Regions from separate parts of the Homo sapiens genome. Here region 1 is linked to region 2. Evidence: read pairs that join two places in POLR2A ChIA-PET (ENCODE). Cell type or tissue: CD4-positive, alpha-beta T cell. All regions are shown on one strand. Each heading gives the region's core, and the rest is flanking DNA. Links, peaks and the distances in the headings are about the cores only.

Region 1 (4,400 bases), core at 283-4,282, 120 kb before region 2:
AACACTGCCATCATCTTGCCTACTCTGCTCCAGGATTTCTAGCGTGGCTCACTGTCCCCAACCAGACGTCCTTATCAGCAATTCCTTAGAGATGTCACTCTGACTCTTGTGGTGATCTCACAGAAATACTCATAAAAAAAATTGAGTATGCTGCTGTGTGCTGTAAATTGTCTTTCTCAACTTGAAGTTATACCTCTTTAACCACTGTTCATCATTTCTGTGACAACTGTATGAGTATACTGTATACTTTAAACATGACAATGATTGATCCTGTAGGTAAAATACCAAATGGTTGAAAACAAATGGCAAGGATTTTTACAATTGAAAGGCCTATCCACCCGGTGACCACTGTATTATTCATTAGAAATAGGTATTATCTTAGCTATTATAACTGCTGGAAGTTTTGTGAACCTTTTATGTCCAGTCAAAACTGCAAACTCTGCATATGCTTGCTTATGAATATTACTTCTAGCTAAAGAAGTGTTCATATAGTCTTTTCCATTTAAATACATGGCTAGGCATTTACTGAAATGTGAGCTATTTACTAATGGTAGATTACTGCAGTGTCTTTCATATCAGATGTTGCTTATCTGACAATCTCAACTAGGTGGAAACTAGGCAAGAAACAGGTAGGAAGCTGAATTGGCTCGTGAGATAACCTAAGAGATATCCCAGTGTCTATGCAGTACCTATTCTTGTGTACTTTATCTTTATTCACTGGAAAACCCTTCTACAACCACATGCAAAATCAGTTTGTTTTTAAAAAATTTTACACTTTTTTTTTAAAGACAGGATTTTGCTTTCTTACCCAGGCTGGAGTGCAGTGGCACGATCATAGCTGACTGGAGCCTCATCTCCTGGGCGCAAGTGATCCTCCCACCTCAGCCTCCCAAGTAGGTGGGACTAGAGATGCATGTCACCATGCCTGGCTAATTGAATTTTTTTTTTTTTTTAGTAGAGATAAGGTCTCGCTTTTTTTTTTTAGTAGAGATAAGTTCACTTGAACTCCTAGATTCAAGTGATCCACCCACCTCAGCCTCCCAAAGAGCTGGGATTACAGGCATGAGCCACCATACCTGGCCTTTACACATACTTTTAACAGGTTTGGTTCAGTTATATAATTTCCTGGTTAGTAGCAAACAAGAAGGGAGAAAAGAATAGACTACCAGAGAAAAATACTAAGAAATTATACTTTATTAATACCTAAATGATTAAACTTAGTGAAAGAGTGAGTTTTAGTCACATTTTAACTTAAAAACTGATAATTGTGTTAGAAAGCTTCAGACAGTTTGAGTGCCTGTTATACGCTGAGCAATGCAATGCAATGTTTACCAGAGTCCTCTCTAGCTCTTACATCTTGTCTGTGAGACAGACATTATTATTGCCATTTTAAAAATTAGAGAACAACTTAGGCTCTGATGAGTGAAATGATTTGCACAAGGCCAAGCAGTAAGTAACTGAGTTTGAATTAAAACCAGGACTGTCCGATTTAAAGGCCCTATTGTTTCTATCATATCAAATTGCTTCCACATGGGCCATTCCACAATGTACTTAGTGAAATTATTATTTTAAGAGCAATACACTTCTTAGAGGAACTTAATAATAACCTCCTCTGACTCCCCTGAATTTACGTATCTTTTTCTTTTTTTTTTGCCTAAATGGGGATATAAACAAAAATAGTGATTATTTTGATTTATATTTACATAATAACTTTTTCACTTTGTATAGATTCAGTTTGTGACTCTAATAATACTATTTCTGGCTTCAGGCCTGTTGATGTTCGACTCATGCAGTCACATACTTGTTCTTTAAATGGTTGTGGTGAGGATCATGTGAAGGAAGGAACAGCCAGAAAAGCATCAAGATAATTGTGACAACTGCCACGGGTGGTACAGTGATTAAAGAGAACAGATATGTAAAAGTAATTTCTTTGCTGAGCCATCACTGGTGCAGAGAGCAAAACAATGGGGACAGATGTGACTGAAAGAAGTTTTGATGTTATCCTAGTGTTTGGTTTTAATCCCTCCTCACCTCTTGACACCATCAATTTTTATCTGTCATGTAAAAACAGCAGCAACAGCTCATAGTAGAAGGTATGCTGCAACGGTAAATTTCATGGCAAGACTTCTTACGTAATTCAGGGATCACATGAAAGAAAACCACAACATTATCTTCTAGCTTCTTATCTGATTTTGTAAAAAGGTTTCAAGCATACTTTTTTTTTCCATAAGTGTTATTTATCAGAAATCTTAAATGGTAGAAACCAAACTTTGTGAAACAGGAAGGGTAATAAAGATTCCCGTGTATCTGGGCGGCCACGAAGCATCATGGAGTTTTTGTTTTGTGTCTCCGTGGAGTTAACTGGTTTTAGCAGTTCTACTGAACTTTAGCTAAAATGAATTACACAAATAACTGATTAGAATTGACTCATGCTAGAATTTGAATTACTAAAGCATGCAGAAATAAGAGTAAATGCTAAGGGGAGCTTTGCTGCTTTTAGGGTGTTTGATGTGAATTCTGATCTGGTCTCCTACTACCTTCAATCTATTTGATACCACAGTACAAGGGACACTCAGGTACATGTAGGCTCCAAACCCTTATCTAGTCACATCTTCATGAGCCACACTGACCTTTTTAACATAGAATGTAGGTTAGAGGCCTATGGTTCGTTTTTGTGGCGTTAAGAGTCCCACCCACCCAAGACCCAGTGAATGAGAATCTCTTGGTGTAGGGACTAGAGATGGACATTTTAACTATTCTTCCTGGGTGAGTCTGATGCATATTTGGGAACCTCTGCACAGGCCTCCTAAGTATCATTACCCCTTCTAAATATGTGGCATCTCTACCCTCAGAGAGTGTTACCATATTTGTTAGCGGGAAGGGAAGAGAGAAAAGTGTCAGGCTTGAACAGAAGAGAACTTTGAACATCTATTCAAAGAGTGGAAAACTTTGAACCTCTTTATTCTACTACCCATACCTCCAAGTCCAGCTGCCTTGGTATAATTATATTTCTTGAATATGCACATTTTCCTTTGAGCTCGAATAGAACTGCTTCTCCTTGGATGTGGAATTGATGTGAGTAGATAGGAGTGACGCTCTTCCTTAGAGCTGAGATTCTTACTACTGGGGGGAAAAGAGACCAGGCTGCCCCTATTCCTTATCACACTCCCTTACCCTGATCATTCCAATTCACTATATCTGATACCATCCGTGATTCAGATGCTCACCTCGGGAGAGGAGCTGTTTTTCTGGATATTAAACTACATGAGCAAGAGTGAACATTTTGTATTGTGTAAAATTCCGTGTTTGGGATGGTGTTAGAGGCAGAGATACTTCCTGGGTCTAATGCCATACAGAGAGGCTTGATACTTACCCTCAAGCAGGAATGAGAGGTACATTTAAATTACTAGACTGATTAGACTCCTGAATTTAGAATCCTAATTTAAACTCCTGAAGAGTTAGCTGAGGGATGTGAGGGGCCTGTACAGTTGCAGACACATCTGTTTCACCCCAAACAGATCCTGTACTGTTTGGAGAGAAACCCCTAGTCTTCCCTACATCCCTGGCTTTAGATTTTTTGGGGCCTGTTCTTAGAATGAGGTTCATAAGGGAAGGGGCAGTGTGGCCCTCCTGAGACCAGAGGGAATAGGATAAGGCAGAAGTTCTCAAGTGTTGAAACGCCTGAGGTTCTTGGTAAAATGCAGATTCCAGACCCCCACCTGGATCCACTGAGGGGAGTGCCTTAGTTTCCTAGGGCTGCTGTAACAAATTACCACACCCTTGTTGGCTTAAAACGGAAATTCATTTTCTCATGGTTTTGGAGGCCAGAAATCTGAAATCAGGGTGTCAGCAAGGGGTGGTTCCTTCTGGAGGCTCTGAGGGAGAATTCGTTCTATGCCTGTCTCCTAGTTTTGGTGACTGTGGGAAATCCTTGGCATTCCTTGGCTTATAATAACATCGTACCCCAAACAATACAAAACAAAAATAACAAAATACCACCTAAATTAAGTTAGGTGCACTCCTTAGTGTCCCCCTCCCTGAGTGCTTTGAGTAAATCTCTAATTTTGCTTTGATTGCTCTGGTTAACACACAACCATAAGAACACGACCAGCACTGCAACACTCACCTATCTGACAAGGACACCTGTGCTTTCCCCTTTACACCCTCTACAAAGGGACTTGGAGGCTCTCTAATAAACCCAAGGACATGCTTTCTGTGGGAAAGAAGTGGGGGCAGGTACTTAGCTCCTGGGACTCCTGGTGAATGGCTAGTTTGTTCAGCTGTGCTGTCACTTTGTTGCTGTAGACACTAAATTCCAGTCTGGATTACAAACCTTTTGTGAGTAACTCGGACTAATATTTACAATGCTGGAAGATGTAAAATTTAAAAAGCCAGTTGAC
Region 2 (4,400 bases), core at 152-4,151:
TCGGATGGTAGATCAATTTTTAGTTCTTTAAGAAATCTCTGTACTGTTTTCCATACAGGGTGTACTAATTTATGTTCCCACCAGCAGTGTATAAGTGTTCCCCTTTCACCATATTGACACCAACATTTATTGTCTTTTGACTTTTCAATAATAGTAATTCTTGCAGGAGTAAGGTGATATCTCATTGAATCACTTATTTTTTGTGAAGTGTAATTTCTAGGATGGATTATATAGTTCAAACCCAAGGGGATAAATTATATCCTATTGAGTGAAAGAACTAACTAGGGGACTTGCAAAAAATAACTATAATAAACAATGAAGAGTAGAAATTCTTGTTTTTTGAATGAACCTACAAAATGCGTAAAACAAAATATTTGATGAAAACATTTTCAGATTATGATGGCTGTTCTTATTACTATTCATTCATTCATTCATTCAGTAATTATTTATAGAAGTTTGCTAGGTGTAGGGCACCATACTGAGCATTGGGGAAACGTCTCTGCCTTTGAGTTGCTTTTGACCTAGTTGGGGAGATAAAAAAGGAAGACATGGAGTATTCTACATAAGGCAAGCCCATGTTAAGTTAATGTTTTGGTGGCTTAGAGAAAGAGACACCACTTCTCCTAGCTTGACTTTCTGAGGGATGAGGACCAGGAATTTGAACTAGATCTGAGGGGATGAGTAGGATTTGAAATACCAGAGGAATGGTAGAAGTTTGTTTAGGGAGGGCCTTGACTTCCAGGCTAGATAATTTGCATTTCAAAGAGATGGTTTCCAAAACTGACCAAGTGAGCTTGGTGCTAAGATCATAATATACATTTAAAAGTGTTTTGGTTACTCTGGAGGCTGAGGCATGAGAATCATCTGAACACAGGAGGCGGAGTTTGCTGTGAGCTGAGATCGCACCATTGCACTCCAGCCTGGGCAACAGAGTGAGACTCTGTCTCAAAACAAAACAAAACAAAACAAAAAACAAAAAAAAAAGTGTTTTGGGATGGATTACTTTCAGTGGAGTTTGTAAAATGCCTTTGTGAATAGCTGCGATTTAGAAAACAGCTTGCTCAGGAGAGAATCAAAACCTTCCTAAGCAGAAATAACCCCTCAGACTTGCACCTGGAGTCCACTTGGAGATTCTCCCAGGTATTACTTAGGATACACAGAGACTAATATACAAATGAAGGAAAATGTACAGATAGTGCCTACTGGTAATAGATTACAGTTGGAGAATCCCATTTTGCTAAAGATAGTATTGAGTCTGGAATGTTATTTAATTTTCAGTTCCTGTATAGGCCTATGGAAGTCACCTTATATTGGAGTCTTTATAGAGTCTCTCATGTTACAGGGCGCTGCTCAATTACCTTATTTTGAGCAGCAGACCACTTGAGGAAGACACATTAGACCTAAACGAGCTCATCAGAGCTATTTTTATTTGCTCATAGAGATGTAGCTGACATGATGGGTAAAAAAAAGGAGGCAAATAAATGGAATACAGTTTCTGTTATTATTCCTAGAGATATGAGTTTGCAATTGCAGGTGCTGGATATAATTTTAAACATGCCTTTTAAAGCAATGCAGCAGATATTTTGTGGATATTACAAACATACACCTCAGGACAAAAGGAAAGCTAACCTAATATGACTGGAATTCAAGGTGTATGGTAAGATTTCCAGTGAGGGTATGTATTAGTCCATTTTCATACTGCTATGAAGAAATACCTAAGTGTGGTTCCACATGGCTGGGGAGGCCTCACAATCATGGCAGTAGGTGAAGGAGGAGCAAAGGCACATCTTACATGGCGGCAGGCAAGAGAGAGTGTTCAGGGGAACTGCGCTTTATAAAACTGTCAGCTCTCATGAGACTTATTCACTATCATGAGAAAACCCACCCCCATGATTCAATAACCTTCCACAGAGTCCCTCCCATGACACATAAGGATTATGGCAGCTACAATTCAAGATGAGATTTGAGTGGGGACACAGCCAAACCATATCAGGGTAGATTCAGAAAATGTTTCTCTAACAGTTTAGACTGATGCAAAGGTGTACTTTTTGGAAAACTCTTTGATGACTTAAAGTTTAAGTGGAAATGTAGAGTCTGGATAAAACTCATGGAATTTATAGCATTCCAAGATTAATATATAATTTTATAGGATGTGTTATAGAATATGGATAATTAAATTAATTATATAACCATTAGGTTTGAACAAGTATTAATCCTGGAGGGAGTGAAGGTTAATTTTACGGTCAATTTGAGTGGGCCATCGGGTGCCCAGATTAAACATTGTTTCTGAGTGTGTCTGTAAGGGTGTTTCTGGATGAGATTAGCATTTGAATTGGTGGACTCAGAAGACTTCCCTCCTGGTGAAGTCGGGCATCATCCAATCCATTGAGGGCCTGAATAGAACAAAAACAAAGGAAAGAGAAACTCACCCTTTCGCTTCGTGCCTTCTTGCTTGAGTTGGGACCTCTCATCTCATCTTCTCCTGTCCTTGGACTGGGATTTATAATTTGGCTCCCCTGGTTCTCAGGCCTTCACACTTAGACTGGGAATACCACTGGCTTTCCTGGGATTCCAGCTTGCAGATGGCAGATGATGGGATTTCTCAAACTCTATAGTGGCATGAGCCAATTACTCATAATCTCTCTCTCCACTTCCCTCTCTCATTCTCTCCTTTCCTCTCTGTGCATATATAACCTCCTTTGGTTCTGTTTGTTTGGACAACTCTGACAAATACAGATGGTCATTATAAAGCAACTTTATTTTTGTCACCCACTTTTGTTCTTTTAAATTTATTCTGTGCTCCTACTTATTATTGTTCTGGTTTGAAATTTAGACACAGCCTCATGGTTCTTCCAGTCACTTCTACTTCCACTGGAAGTACAGTCTGCTTAGTATATTTATTCCAAACTTCAGAATTTATTGAAGTTAAAGCTTCCCCTTTCTCCCAGTGCAGGACTGCTGCAGACGAGCCCTCATTAGTGGGAGATGTGCTGAGAAGCCCTTCTCTTTCCCACTCAGTGCTTCTACTTCCTCTCATCCTCTCCTAGCTTACTCCCCTTGAAGCATGGTGGGGTATGTCATCAGAGTGAGGAGAGGTTGGAGCTGAAAGCACCCACTGTCTTCTGTGGGGCCTGGAAATCTCTCCCTCACCGGAGATCGCTCATCTGTGCTTGTCTTCCATGGGTGAAAACATTTCTCCTGGTTCGTCTCTCCTGATGCTTTGCTCAGCTCTGCACACAACTTCAGTTTCCTTTTGATGAGGCCCCTTGCTTGCTTCTCAGCATTCATTTTTTTTTTTTATGATTAGCAAGATTTTTTTAATTATACTTTAAGTTTTAGGGTACATGTGCACAATGTGCAAGTTAGTTACATATGTATACATGTGCCATGTTGGTGTGCTGCACCCACCAACTTGTCATTTAACATTAGGTATATCTCCCAATCAGCATTCATTTTTAAAACTGTGGCAAAATATATATATTACAAATTCATCATTTTAACTATTAAATTAAATTAATTTATTTTTGAGACAGGGTCTCACTCTGTCACCCAGGCTGGAGTGCAGTGGAGTAATCATGGCTCACTGCAGCCTTGACCTCATGCGCTCAGGTGATTCTCCCACTTCAGCCTCCTGGGTGTCTGGGACCACAGACACACACCACCATGCCCAACTAATTTTTGTGTTTTTTGTAGAGACAGGGTTTTGCCATGTTGCCCAGGCTGGTCTCAAACTCCTGGGCTCAACCAACCCCCCTCCTCAGCCTCCCAAAGTGTCGAAATTACATGCATGAGCCACCATGCCTGGCAATTTCAAGTATTTTAAAGTTATAATTGTGTGATTTTAAGTGTATCTATAGTGTAGTGCAACCATCACACCACACATCTTCAGAACTTTTTCATTTCCCCATACTGAACGCTGAAACTGTACTCATTAAACACTAACCCTCCATTTGCTCCTCCCTCCAGCTCCTGGCAACCACCATTCTCCTTTCTGTTTCTATGAATCTGACTACTCTGTAACCTCACATAAAATAAATCATATGATATTTGTCTTTATGTGACTGGCTGTTTTCATTCATGTTGTAGCATGTGTTCAAAATTTTCTTGTTTTTGGAGGCTGGATAATATCCGCATTTTGTTTATTGGTTCATCTTTTGAAGGGTACTTGGGTTACTTCCATCTTTTAGCTGTTACTAATAATGCTTCTGTGAACATAGGTATGCAAATATCTGTTTGAGTCCCTGTTTTCACTTTTTTGGGGTATATACCCAGAAGTGTAATTGCTGGATTGTATGACAATTCCATGTTTAATTTTTTGAAGAACTGTCACACTGTCTTCCATAGTGGCGGTACCATTTTACATTCCCATGGGTTCCAATTTCTGCATACCCTAGCCAACA

The links. Peaks named below come from ENCODE experiments on the same cell type or tissue, not always from the same donor. Only the 100,000 strongest peaks of a DNase experiment are listed, where the experiment ranks them.
Region 1: POLR2A ChIA-PET joins it to region 2 with 5 read pairs; 4 of 35 experiments call an interaction of 5 or more read pairs at or near these places.

What each region holds. Positions count from the first base shown.
Region 1 is chr2:197,867,734-197,872,133 of GRCh38, forward strand. The region is part of intron 1 of PLCL1 (phospholipase C like 1 (inactive)); the gene reads left to right. Among named protein-coding and RNA genes, the nearest start is that of PLCL1, 65 kb to the left of the region's middle. In CD4-positive, alpha-beta T cell, for the core only: no CTCF peak of the experiment used is centred there; a DNase peak (open chromatin) is centred at 2,108; H3K4me3 peaks cover 806 bases; H3K27ac peaks cover 2,641 bases.
Region 2 is chr2:197,988,757-197,993,156 of GRCh38, forward strand. The region is part of intron 1 of PLCL1 (phospholipase C like 1 (inactive)); the gene reads left to right. Among named protein-coding and RNA genes, the nearest start is that of PLCL1, 190 kb to the left of the region's middle. In CD4-positive, alpha-beta T cell, for the core only: no CTCF peak of the experiment used is centred there; no DNase peak of the experiment used is centred there.